Linked DNA regions of Homo sapiens: all the other regions are linked to region 3. A link is a contact called in ENCODE Hi-C or POLR2A ChIA-PET data. All regions are on one chromosome and are shown on one strand. The core of a region is the stretch at or near the end of the contact, and the rest is flanking DNA. Distances in the headings are between cores, read along the strand shown.

Evidence for each region. A loop is a pair of places that touch in the nucleus more often than their neighbours do. ChIA-PET counts read pairs that join two places held with the same protein, here RNA polymerase II (POLR2A). Pooled maps may share reads with other maps.
Region 1: a pooled map shows a loop between it and region 3 (6-fold over the local background). The contact joins two enhancer-like sites. A Hi-C loop is called at or near these places in 5 of 50 pooled maps. POLR2A ChIA-PET finds 5 or more read pairs at or near these places in 3 of 52 experiments (H1, MCF 10A and activated T-cell).
Region 2: POLR2A ChIA-PET joins it to region 3 with 10 read pairs in WTC11. The contact joins two enhancer-like sites. POLR2A ChIA-PET finds 5 or more read pairs at or near these places in 4 of 52 experiments (A549, H1, MCF 10A and 1 more).

The regions. Positions count from the first base shown.
Region 1 is chr10:87,023,421-87,027,408 of GRCh38, reverse strand. It overlaps FAM25A (family with sequence similarity 25 member A), which reads right to left. Exons shown (of 3, transcript NM_001146157.3): 3 at 2,679-2,868. The coding sequence ends at 2,735. Among named protein-coding and RNA genes, the nearest start is that of FAM25A, 5.1 kb to the right of the region's middle. RefSeq lists enhancers at 1,523-1,817, 1,193-2,043, 2,044-2,896. Within about 2 kb of position 1,963, at least 2 of the 41 ENCODE cell types and tissues checked have a DNase peak (open chromatin) inside an H3K27ac peak, as active enhancers do.
Region 2 is chr10:86,864,100-86,867,880 of GRCh38, reverse strand. The region is part of intron 2 of BMPR1A (bone morphogenetic protein receptor type 1A); the gene reads right to left. Among named protein-coding and RNA genes, the nearest start is that of MMRN2, 92 kb to the left of the region's middle. RefSeq lists enhancers at 1-277, 2,170-2,821, 2,822-3,474. Within about 2 kb of position 1,785, at least 2 of the 41 ENCODE cell types and tissues checked have a DNase peak (open chromatin) inside an H3K27ac peak, as active enhancers do.
Region 3 is chr10:86,936,550-86,940,572 of GRCh38, reverse strand. It overlaps MMRN2 (multimerin 2), which reads left to right. Exons shown (of 7, transcript NM_024756.3): 7 at 3,448-4,023. The coding sequence ends at 3,830. Among named protein-coding and RNA genes, the nearest start is that of MMRN2, 19 kb to the left of the region's middle. RefSeq lists enhancers at 1-204, 634-683, 827-1,121. Within about 2 kb of position 2,177, at least 3 of the 41 ENCODE cell types and tissues checked have a DNase peak (open chromatin) inside an H3K27ac peak, as active enhancers do.

The DNA.
Region 1 (3,988 bases), core at 714-3,213, 87 kb before region 3:
CTTATACAGCATGCCATACTGGTCCACTGTCAGACCGGTGATGGCCACAGCTCCATCACCCCCAGGCTGACTCTGGCTCCTGCCTGGCTCTGCCCGGCCACCACAACCCCTGGGAACCATTCAGAGGCATCACTGGAGGGTATGTGGTTAGTGGAGCAGCTGGTTGTGGGGAGGTCTCGTTTCTTTGGTGGAAGGCATTCCTGACTCCTCTCATGAACAGGTTTCATATTGCTTTGTGGTGTTCCTGGAGCCTGGAAGGAGTTGGCTTGCTCCCTGGGGCATCAGGAGGGGCTTCTCGGTAGCTTCCCTGTACCCCTCTAGGCTTCTGGCTGGGGCGCTCACATCTGAGCTTCCAGCGGTGCTTCTGAGCAGCTGTAGTAAGCGTCCTCCCGGCTGGCTCGGGAGCTCACAGCGCTTCCCGGGATCCACTTGCTCGTCCTGGAGCTGCCGCAACTGCGGCCGTCCCATCCCTGGCCCTGGAGCCGCCCCATACCCCTGTATATGCAATATTTGTTAACCAGTCCCTTTTGGTGCCCATCTAGGTACAGGTCTCATTTTTCAAGCTAAACTCTATAATACACTGGAAGTAATAGATGTCACCTCCATATTGTATGCCAAACCTAATAAGCAGAGCAAAACTTTTCATCCAAGTGATTTGGTTAACATTTTAGGATGTTTCTAATCTCTCAGTAATACAAATATGCTACAGTAGATCTGTGTGTTTATCCTTTGGGCACCTGTGTGTGCCTGTGCACACCTGGCGAATAAAGTCCTGTGAGAGGAACCGCCATCCAAAAAGGGTGTTTCAGTCTGTACTGCCACCAACAATGTGCTGATGCCTCTGAGCTTGCGTTTGGATCAGGAGAATTTGAAAGTCATCAGGAACCAAACCAGGATACAAGGTCCACTGTAGCTGGAAAGTGGCAAACATTCCAAAGCTAAGACATTGGCTATTCCTGGGCTGTTCACAAACTGTGAGGCCACTTCTAGATGAGATCCAGAAAAAGGGTGAGCAGCTCACTTATTTTTTAAGCAAAACACCTTTTCTTCTCATTTCTGCTAAGAACAAATAGCTTCCAGCAAGAGAAATAGGGGATGCAATATTTTTACAAATTACTTCTCTTTTTTTTAATTAAAAAAATGTTAAGTTAAATGCTACTTAAAGATATGTTTAACCTCTATGATACTGACTTGCTCATGAGAAGAAAGAGAGAAGGCCAGGCATCTTGCCCACTAATACCCACTATCAACACTTAGGCCTGACATCAGTCGCTAAATATTCTGGGCTGGGCACGGTTGCTCACGCCTGTAATCCCAGCACTTTGGGAAGCCAAGACAGGTGGATCATGAGGTCAGGAGATCGAGACCATCCTGGCTAACATGGTGAAACCCCGTCTCTACTAAAAATACAAAAAATTAGCCAGGAGTGGTGGCGGGCACCTGTAGTCCCAGCTACTGGGGAGGCTGAGGCAGGAGAATTGTTTGAACCCAGTAGGCAGAGGTTGCAGTGAGCCAAGACCGTGCCACTGCACTTCTGCCTGGGCAACAGAGTGAAACTCCGTCTTAAAAAAAAAAAAATCAACAGCAGCTTCTAGGATGACTGAGCAGTGACTCAGTCTCTCCTTGACCAGATTCTGTAACTCTCCAGCAGAAATGCTTATCTGATCTCTGCGAGAACAGGAAGCAGCTCAGTGGGGGCCTTCCTTGCTAAATTCTTCATCAAGCTGGTCTGTTATCTGCCCTGAGTCCTGCAAAAACATCTCAAGAAAAATCCCAAAAACATGCAAGACAAATGAGGGTCCTCCCTTAGCATGTCTTGAAGCACTGAGGCACCTGAAAGTTACATATAGTTTCCGGGGAAACAGTTTTTTAGGAAATGTAGCACAGACACTAACTATTCTTCCAGAAGAGCCCCTTCCTGACATGAAAGATCTTACTTAGCATGACAGAGAAGCATCTGATTCATCATGAGGACCTATCCAGCCAGCAGCAGGGGCCCCAGTGCCAGTGTCCACCTCAACAGAGGAGACACGGGGGACATGCAAAGTGTTTCTGTTGAAAAATACTTCACCTAGGGTGACTATAGTTAGCAGCAATGTATTGTATATTTCAAAGTAGCTAGAAGGCTAGGTACAGTATCTCATGCCTATAATCCCTGGGCATTTTGGGAGGCCCAGGCAGGCAGATCACCTGAGGTCAGGAGTTCGAGACCAGCCTGGCTAACATGGTGAAACCCCATCTCTACTAAAAATTAAAAAAATAAAAAAATAAAAATAATAAAAATTAGCCGGACGTGGTGGCCTGCGCTTGTAGTCCAAGCTACTCGGGAGGCTGAGGCAGGAGAATTGCTTGAACCTGGGAGGCAGAGGTTGCAGTGAGCCGAGATCACACCATTGCCCTCCAGCCTGGGCGACAGAGCAAGACTCTGTCTCAAAACAAAAACAAAAACAAAAACAAAAAAACAAAGTAGCTAGAAGAAGGGACTTGAAATGTACCCAACACATAGTAATACCAAATATTCAAGGTGATAGACACCCCAAACACCCTGATTGATCACTATTCTGTGCATGTAATAAATACTTAAATGTACTCCATAAATATGTAAAATATGTTATATCAACAAGAAAATACTTTGCCTAGTGTTTCCATCCAAATGGGTATAAATCCAGCGCTCAATGTACACATGTCATGGCTTTTTATTGAGACTGGGGAAGGGCCGTGGTAGCAGGTGCACTCACTGTCCAAGTTTGTCCAGACTCTCTGCTGCATGGGTGATGGCATTTGTGACTGTGTTGGTCACTGTCTCAGTGATTTCCTTCATCTTTTTGTCCCCTGACTCTTGGGCTTTCTTTATGGCTTCAGCAATGGCTGTTGGAAAGAAAGAGGAAGAATGTCCTAGTGATCCACCCGCTGAACTTGTGTCCCCTTGAGTGGCCTGTGGGATGTGGCCATCTTAATGGATTAGTCTCTGGAGTGGCCCGATGGGACCAAGGGCAGCAGGATTACTGCAGAATGAATTTGAATTTGGTTTTAATTTCCCCAACAACTTGCATTTCTTCAACTGTGAGTGAGACTGAGCATCTACTCATGGGTACATTGCCTGCTTATCCTTTTTTCTGGAAAATGCCTGCTTATGTCTTTTGACCATTTTTATATTGGGTTGTTATATTGGATTATCATTTTTATGACAAATATTTTTCATCAGTGTGTAATTTTTCTTTTGGCTTGGTTTATAGTTTTTTTTTTTTTGGCTATAGAAAATTTCAGTTTTGGATTGTCAAATTTACTTAATATTTCCTTTATGGCGCTGATTTTTTTGTCATGGTTCTAAAGATTCTCCCCTCTCCAAGATTAGGCCAAAGTCTTTTATGTTATTACTATGTCTAAATGTTTATGATGTCTTCCCCCTCAAAACTCATACGTTGAAATCCTCAGTCTTAATGTAATGATATTAAGAGGTGGGGCCTTTGGGAGGTTGAAATTAGCACCCACATAAAAGAGACCACAGAGAGCTAGCTCCTTCCACCATGTGAGGACAGAGCTGGGCCCATCCACGAACCAGAAAGACTCCCTCACCAGATGCCAAATCTGCCAGTGCCTTCCTTGATCTTGGACTTCCCATCCTCCAGGAGTGTGAGAAATTTCTGTTGTTTCTAAGTCGCCCAGTTTATGGTTTGTTTTTGTTTTTGAGACAGAGTCTTGCTCTGTCACCAAGGCTGGGGTGCAGTGGTGCAATCTCAGCTCACTGCAACCTCCGCCTCCCAGGTTCAAGGGAGTATCCTGCCTCAGACTCCTAAGTAGCTGGGATTACAGGCATGTGCCACCACGCCCAGCTGGTTTTCGTATTTTTAGTAGCAACGGGGTTTCACCATATTGGTCAGGCTGGTCTTGAACTCCTGACCTCAGGTGGCCCACCCACCTTGGCCTCCCGAAGGGCTAGGATTACAGGCGTGAGCCACTGCACCTGGCCTATGGTATTTTATAATAG
Region 2 (3,781 bases), core at 536-3,035, 72 kb after region 3:
CTTTCCTTCTATGCCAAGATAGTTTCCCCAACACAAGTATAAACTCTTCCAGGACCACAGAATCAAGACAATCTAGTATAGCATTATATATAGTTGATGCTGTGTGTTTTATACCCTTCACCAGGACCTCAACATTAGATGCAGAAGAAATGCTTCCAGGTTTCTGAAACATTTTTCAAATAGATAATCTGTTTTCAAAACATCATTCAACCTTGTACTACAAATTCCCTAACCTAGTTTCTCCAAAGCTTTTTTGTTTAACTGTATTCAACAACAACAACAAAAGTCTCACAATTACAACTAGATTGTACTACACAGCAATCTTTGGCATATCTGTACTTCGAAGAGATTCGTAATGTCTGTCAGCTGTCTATTTAAGAGACCTAGGTGTCACTCTTCTGTTTCTCCTCTAGAACACGCAGAAATGACCAAAAACAGGCGAAGTGAATCAGTTATTGCAGAACTGTCTGGAAAGGGAGAGGGTCTGGTCACCCCATAGGCATACAATGGGTACAAGTTGACTACTCCTTATTAGAAATGCTTGGGACCAGAAGTGTTTTGGATTTTGGATTTTTAAATTTGTAATATTTGCACTATCTATACTTACTGGTTCAGCAACTCAAATCCAAAACACCTAATGAGCATTTCCTTTGAGCGTCATGTCAACACTCAAAAACTTCAGGTTTTACAGCATTTCAGATTTCAGATTTTTGGATTAGGGATGCTCAACCTTTACTGGTAAATTGAATAGAGAAAAAAACAGTTTAATGTGGTGGTAAAGAGTTCAGAGTCTAGCCTAAAACAGATGATCTAGGTATTTTGTGCAGATTAAATCAGAGAAACTCAGATATGTGGTGGTATTTAATGGTACCTGCTTAGCATCCCATTGTCACTGTCATTTTTATAACTTACAAATTAGTTTTACGTGCATTATCCCATCTCTGTGATCCTTACAGTAAGTAAAATCATTCCTACTTACAGAGAAAAGATAGGTTCAAGGAGATAAATAACTTGCTGAATTCCATGTAGCTAGTATATATGACAAACTAACACCCAGGTTTTCTAATCCAAAGTGCAGTGTTTTGTCGGGTATACCATGAGCACATATGTTAAACAGGAAACTGGAAGTTATTTTTTACTGAACCCTGTAAGATCTTTTTTCATCTTCATAACTCTGAAAAAAAAAAAAATGAAGCGCAAAGAAACTTGCCTGAGTTGGCCGGGCATGGTGGCTCACGAGGTCAGGCGTTCGAGACCAGCCTGGCCAACATAGTAAAACCCTGTCTCTACTAAAAATACAAAAAATTAGCCAGGCGTGGTGGCAGGCACCTGCAAACCCAGCTACTCAGGAGGCTGAGGCAGAAGAATCACTTGAACCCAGGAGGTAGAAATTGCAGTGAGCCAAGATCACACCACTGCACTCCAGCTCAGGTGACAGTGCGAGACTCCATCTCAAAAAAAAAAAAAAAAAAAAAAAAAAAGAAAGAAACTTGCCCAACTTAACACAACCAGTAAGTGGCAGGTTTGCTGCTGACAAAGCCCAAATTCCACTTGTTACTGCATGTTAAGGCGCTGGCAGGAAAGTAATGAGATTAAAAAACAGAAAGTACTGTGTCCCTTTTTACACTATCGCTTTTCAGCCAAAAAAAAAAAAAAAAAGCTCCCTCTTCTATCTATAGATTCTGCTTTCTGATGCTGGAGCTGGGATGCTGCTGACAATATGTCCTTCACCAGCTGGTTCCTGGAGAGGCTCTGCCAACTGGGGAACTAGAGAAAGCTGGAAGAGGGGAGAAGGGACTTTCTTTTTCCCAATTTGGTTCGCTGTTCCTGTCAGTTGCCTGAATGCCACTGGCATTCAATTGGCAGCAGCAATCTACACTCTCTGCTTCCTTCCACACTCCCAGAACCAACCCCATGGAATCCTTTTAGGCCCAGTGGTGCCTACTACTCAGGATCTCAGTCCCAGCTCCTCAAAAACCCAGCTTTGCACTCCCCTCAGGCATCAGCAGTGGCTGGGTTACCACCCCCTCCTAAGAGGATCTAAAAATATGTAGGTGACTTTTTGGTTGGAATAATGTCTGGGATATGACAGGACATACAGTTTGACCAGGGACCAGGATAGAAAATGCAATGTGCAGGGACAATCCTTCAAAATAAAGAACCAAATGCTAACAGTACTCTCCTTGTTGAGAAATACTGGTTCTTTTTTTGTGGGGGCAGGGGAAGATAATTTCTTTTTGTCAACTCAATTTGTAGAGAAACACTGATTCTTGCCTAGTTTCATGTGCGTCTGTGTGAAGAGACCACTAAACAGGCTTTGTGTGAGCAATAAAAGCTTTTAATCACCTGGGTGCAGGCGGGCTGAGTCCTAAAAGAGAGTCAGCGAAGGGAGATGAGGGTGGGGCCGTTTTATAGGATTTGGGTAGATAAAGGAAAATTACAGTCAAAGAGGAGTTGTTCTCTGGCGGGCAGAGTGGGGGTCGCAAGGTGCTCAGTGGGGGAGCTTTTTGAGCCAGGATGAGCCAGGAAAAGGACTTTCACAAGGTAATGTCATCACTTAAGGCAAGGACTGGCCATTTTCACTTCTTTTGTGGTGGAATATCATCAGTTAAGGCAAGGACTGGCCATTTTCACTTCTTTTGTGGTGGAATGTCATCAGTTAAGGCATGGACCGGCCATTTACACTTCTTTTGTGGTGGAATGTCATCAGTTAAGGTGGGGCAGGGCATATTCATTCTTTTGTGATTCTTCAGTTACTTCAGGCCATCTGGGCGTATATGTGCAAGTCACAGGGGATACGATGGCTCGGCTTGGGCTCAGAGGCCTGACATTCCCGCCTTCTTATATTAATAGGAAAAATAAAACAAAATAGTGTTGAAGTGTTGGGGCGGCGAAAATTTTTGGGGGGTGGTATGGAGAGAGAATGGGCGGTGTTTCTCAGGGCTGCTTCAAGCGGGATTAGGGGCGGCGTGGGAACCTAGAGTGGGAGAGATTAAGCTGAAGGGAGATCTTGTGGTAAGGGGTGATATTGTGGGATTGTTAGAAGAAACATTTGTCGTATAGAATGACTGGTGATGGCCTGGATACGGTTTTGGATGAATTGAGAAACTACAAGGTCCCAATAAAAGAAGTAGAAAAATGGGTATTAAAGGACAGAATTGGGAGACCCAGGACATCCAATTAGAGAGTGCCCAAGGGGATTCAGCATAATTACTTGCTTGGTTGGCAAGTTTTTGGGCTCTATCCTTGAGTTTTTTTATGTTGTCATACACTAGGCCAGATTGATTTAGGTAAAAACAACACTCTTCATTTAAGAATATACAGAGTCCTCCTTTTTCAGCAGTGAGTAAGTCAAGGCCTCGGAGTTGTCCTTGGAGGACAACTGCAGCTGAAGAGTCAACTAGGGCCTGGAGGACTGATAAAGTTTGTGATATGTCTGTGATGCTAGCAGAGAAGTCATTAGACAGGCTACGGAAGGTCGTGACAGAGGTTGAAATGCCTGTTATTCCAGTACCGAGAGCAATAGTGGAGGCAGAAACTCCTAAACCGACCATCAAGGGAATTAGTGGAATAACTTTTTTTTGTCGTGTCGGTGTCATGAGGGGAACAGGGAGCTCTTCGGTCCCATTTGCAAACTGAATTTTGGGGATAAAGAAAACTAGTGTGCATGTGCCTGTCTAATTAGCAGGTAGACACATGTAGGTAGAGGATCCACAGAGGAAGAAGAGACCTTGTGCGAGGCAAAACTGGAGATGTAAAGTAAAAAGGTGAGAAGGAGTGC
Region 3 (4,023 bases), core at 928-3,427:
TTATGAAGACTGCTGCGTTTACCAAATACCTAGCACGAGGCTTACCTCATGTAGGAACGCAGTCAACGTTTTCCCATTTCCCCAGCATTTTCAGGGTTCAGGTTGTGTCCACCGACACTGACACTTCTCTCTTGTTTCCTCTCGTGCGTGGTGCAAGGCTTCAATATGCTGATGACTTTCAGAATTTGCCCCACGGTTTGGAAATGTGTTTACCACGACGATATTTATTTCAAAAAAATGTTGTTCTTAAAAACAAATTTCCAGGCCGGGCGCAGTGGCTCATGCCTATAATCCCAGCAGTTTGGGAGGCCGAGGCGGGTGGATCACTTGAGGTCAGGAGTTCAAGACCAGCCTGGCCAACATGGTGAAACCCCATCTCTACTAAAAATACAAAATTAGCCGGGTGTGGTGGCGGGCGCCTAATCCCAGCTACTCGGGAGGCTGAGACAGGAGAATCACTTGAACCCGGGAGGCAGAGGCTGCAGTGAGCCGAGATTGCGCCACTGCACTCCAGCCTGGGCAAGAAGAGCGAAACTGTCAAAAAAAAAAAAAAAATTAGCCCGGTGTGGTGGCAGGCACCTGTAATCCCAACTACCTGGAAGGCTGAGGCAGGAGAATCGCTTGAACCTGGGAGGCAGAGGTTGCTGTGAGCCAAGATAGCTCCATTGCACTCCAGCCTGGGCGGCAGAGTAGGACTCTGTCTCAAACACACACACACACACACACACACACAAACACACACACACACACACACACACACACACACCCCAAATTTCCCTTTATTTGTTTGTAGGAAGGCTGTAGGGCTTGAATGTGTGCCCTGCAGGGAAGCACACTCTGAGTTTGCACAGCCCTTCCCGCATCTTAGGGCCTGTCAGGCGCAAGGCTGGGTTGGGGTGGGGGTCTCTCTCTGCGGCGGAACTCCCTGCGCAGGCGCCCGGACGGAACGGCCGGAACGAGGGCCTAGCACCGGTAGAGGGCGCTGCGGGCCGGCCTTCCTTCGGCTAGGCAAGAGAACCACCTGCAGGGTGTTAGGGGAATTGCAGAGGCAGCCGCCGGCCTCTGACTTGGGCACAATCTTTTTTTTTTTTTTTTTTTTTTTTTTTTTTTTGAGACGGAGTCTCGCCCTTTCGCTCAGGGTGGAGTGCAATGGCACGATCTCGGCTCACTGCAACCTCCGCCTTCCGGGTTCAAACGATTCTCCTGCCTCAGCCTCCCGAGTAGCTAGGATTACAGGCGCCTGCCACCATGCCCAGCTAATTTTTGTAGTTTTAGTAGAGACGGGATTTCACCATGTTGGCCAGGCTGGTCTCTATCTCCTGACCTCGTGATCCGCCCACCTCGGCCTTCCAAAGTGCTGGGATTACAGGCGTGAGCCATTGCGCCCGGCATTTTTTTTTTTTTTTTTTTTTGACGGAGTTTCACTCTCGTTGCCCAGGCTGGAGTGCAACGGCGTGATCTCGGCTCACGGCAACCTCCGCCTCCCGGGTGCAAGCGATTCTCATGCCTCAGCCTCCCAAGTAGCTGGGATTACAGGTATGCCCCACCACGCCTGGCTAATTTTGTATTTTTAGTAGAGATGGGATTTCTCCATGTTGGTCACGCTGGTCTCGAATTCCCGACTTCAGGTGATCCGCCCGCCTTGGCCTCCCAAAGTGCTGGGATTACAGGCGTGAGCCACTGCGCCCGGCTGATTTGACACAATCTGAACACAAATGAGAAAGCTATTCTCAGCTGTCTAATTCTCAGAAAATCTTCCAGAACTAGAGAAAAGCAACATTTTTTTATTCACAAAGGCTTGCTGGATTGGGAGTCAAAGAGCTGAGGCTTGAGTTCCGGGACCCAAGTCAGTAATTGCTCAGCAAACTGCTCCTCTGAAGGCTTTGGTTTTATCACCTAAGAAATGGGGACCTTGTTTTAAACCCCTACAGAGGGAGCAAGTTGAGGAACCCCATGGTGGACATGACCTCGTTGGTGCCAAGGCCAGTGTCACAGCCAGGACCCAAGTAGGACTTACCTTTCCTGTGCCATCTCATGACCCTGTCCCCAGCTGCCCAACCATGCTGTCCAGGCAGCAGGACTGGCTTCTTCCTGGCTGTTTGTACACCCTCCACACATGGCAGCTTCCTCTGCTTCTGTGCCCGTGCATGGGCCTGGCACCAGTGTTCTGTCAGTGTTCCTGTCCTAAGGCTGGCCAAAGTGGTCCCTGCAGAGAACCAGAAGTCTAGAGATTCAAGGTCTGTTCCCAGGAGGCTTGGTAATTTACTAGTTGTGTGGTCTGGAGCAATAAGCTTTTTCTTTCTGGGCCTCAATTTACCCATATGTAAGATGACCAGCTTGGCCAGTAACAGTGGCTCACACCTGTAATCCCAGCACTTTGCGGGGTTGAGGTGGGAGGACCGCTTGAGCTCAGGAGTTTGAGACCAGCCTGGGCAACAGAGCAAGACTCTGTCTCTACAAAAAATAAAAAATTAGCCAGGCATGATGGCGTATGCCTGTAGACCCAGCTACTCAGGTGGCTGAGGTGGGAGGATTGCTTGAGCCCAGGAAGTTGAGGCTGCAGTGAGCCATGATCGCCAATGCACTCCAGTCTGGGCAACAAGAGACCCTTTATCAACTAAAAAAAAGAAGACCAGCTTGAAGGGGCTTCTCTTCCCTGGCTCCACCTGCTCTTTCCTTCTTTCTCCAAGGTTCTGTCTTCAACATCCAGGAGGATCCAGCCTTCATGGCTCTGCAGATACCTTCCCAGTGTTAGCATTATTATTACCTTGAGGATGGATATTTTCTCCCTCTCCCCTGAGTATCTCAAGATTCCTAGCAAGTGGTGGTCGTCTGGGAGTCAGAGACCCGTGTTCCTGTCCCAGCCTGCCATTTACAAACCATGTAGCCTTGGGCAGCCGGTGAAGGATTCAACCTGTTTTGTCAATCAGGGATACTGTCTCTCAAGGAAGTTGGAAGGAAAAGGGATCAAACGAGAAAGTGCTTTGTGGCTGGGCATGGTGGCTCACCTGCAAGCCCAACATTTTGGGAAGCTGAGGCTGGAGGATCACTTGAGCCCAGGAGCTCCAGATCAGCCTGGGCAACATAGTAAGACTCCATCTCTACGTTAAAAAAAAAAAAGGGCTGCAGTGAGTCATGACCACTGCTGCACTCCAGCCTGGGAGACAGAGTGAGTCCCTGTCTAAAAAAAAAATGAAAGTATTTTGTTAAAATGTACACCAGCTCAGACAACAGACTTGCATTTTCCTTCCTCTCTATTAGTGAAAAACAGAATTGGCCATCTAGCTTTTCTCCTGCAATAACACTGCTGTTGGGAATATCTAGGTTATCTAGAAATAGTGACCTATTTCCATTGCTAATAAGGTGAGGACGGTAGGTCTCAGGGTTTAATTTCCCACCCAATGGTGTAAGGGATGAATCACTAAGCACTGTCCTGTTATGTTTCAGGATCCCCTGTGGCCTTCTATGCCAGCTTTTCAGAAGGGACGGCTGCCCTGCAGACAGTGAAGTTCAACACCACATACATCAACATTGGCAGCAGCTACTTCCCTGAACATGGCTACTTCCGAGCCCCTGAGCGTGGTGTCTACCTGTTTGCAGTGAGCGTTGAATTTGGCCCAGGGCCAGGCACCGGGCAGCTGGTGTTTGGAGGTCACCATCGGACTCCAGTCTGTACCACTGGGCAGGGGAGTGGAAGCACAGCAACGGTCTTTGCCATGGCTGAGCTGCAGAAGGGTGAGCGAGTATGGTTTGAGTTAACCCAGGGATCAATAACAAAGAGAAGCCTGTCGGGCACTGCATTTGGGGGCTTCCTGATGTTTAAGACCTGAACCCCAGCCCCAATCTGATCAGACATCATGGACTCGCCCAGCTCTCCTCGGCCTGGGGCTCTGGCCAAGGATGGGCTGGAGGTCATTCAGTTGGTCTGTCTCTTCCCTGGAAACCTTCTGCAAAGATGGTGTGGTGTACGTGGCTTCCCTGTAACCACATGGGGCTTGGCCATTTCTCCATGATGAGAAGGAC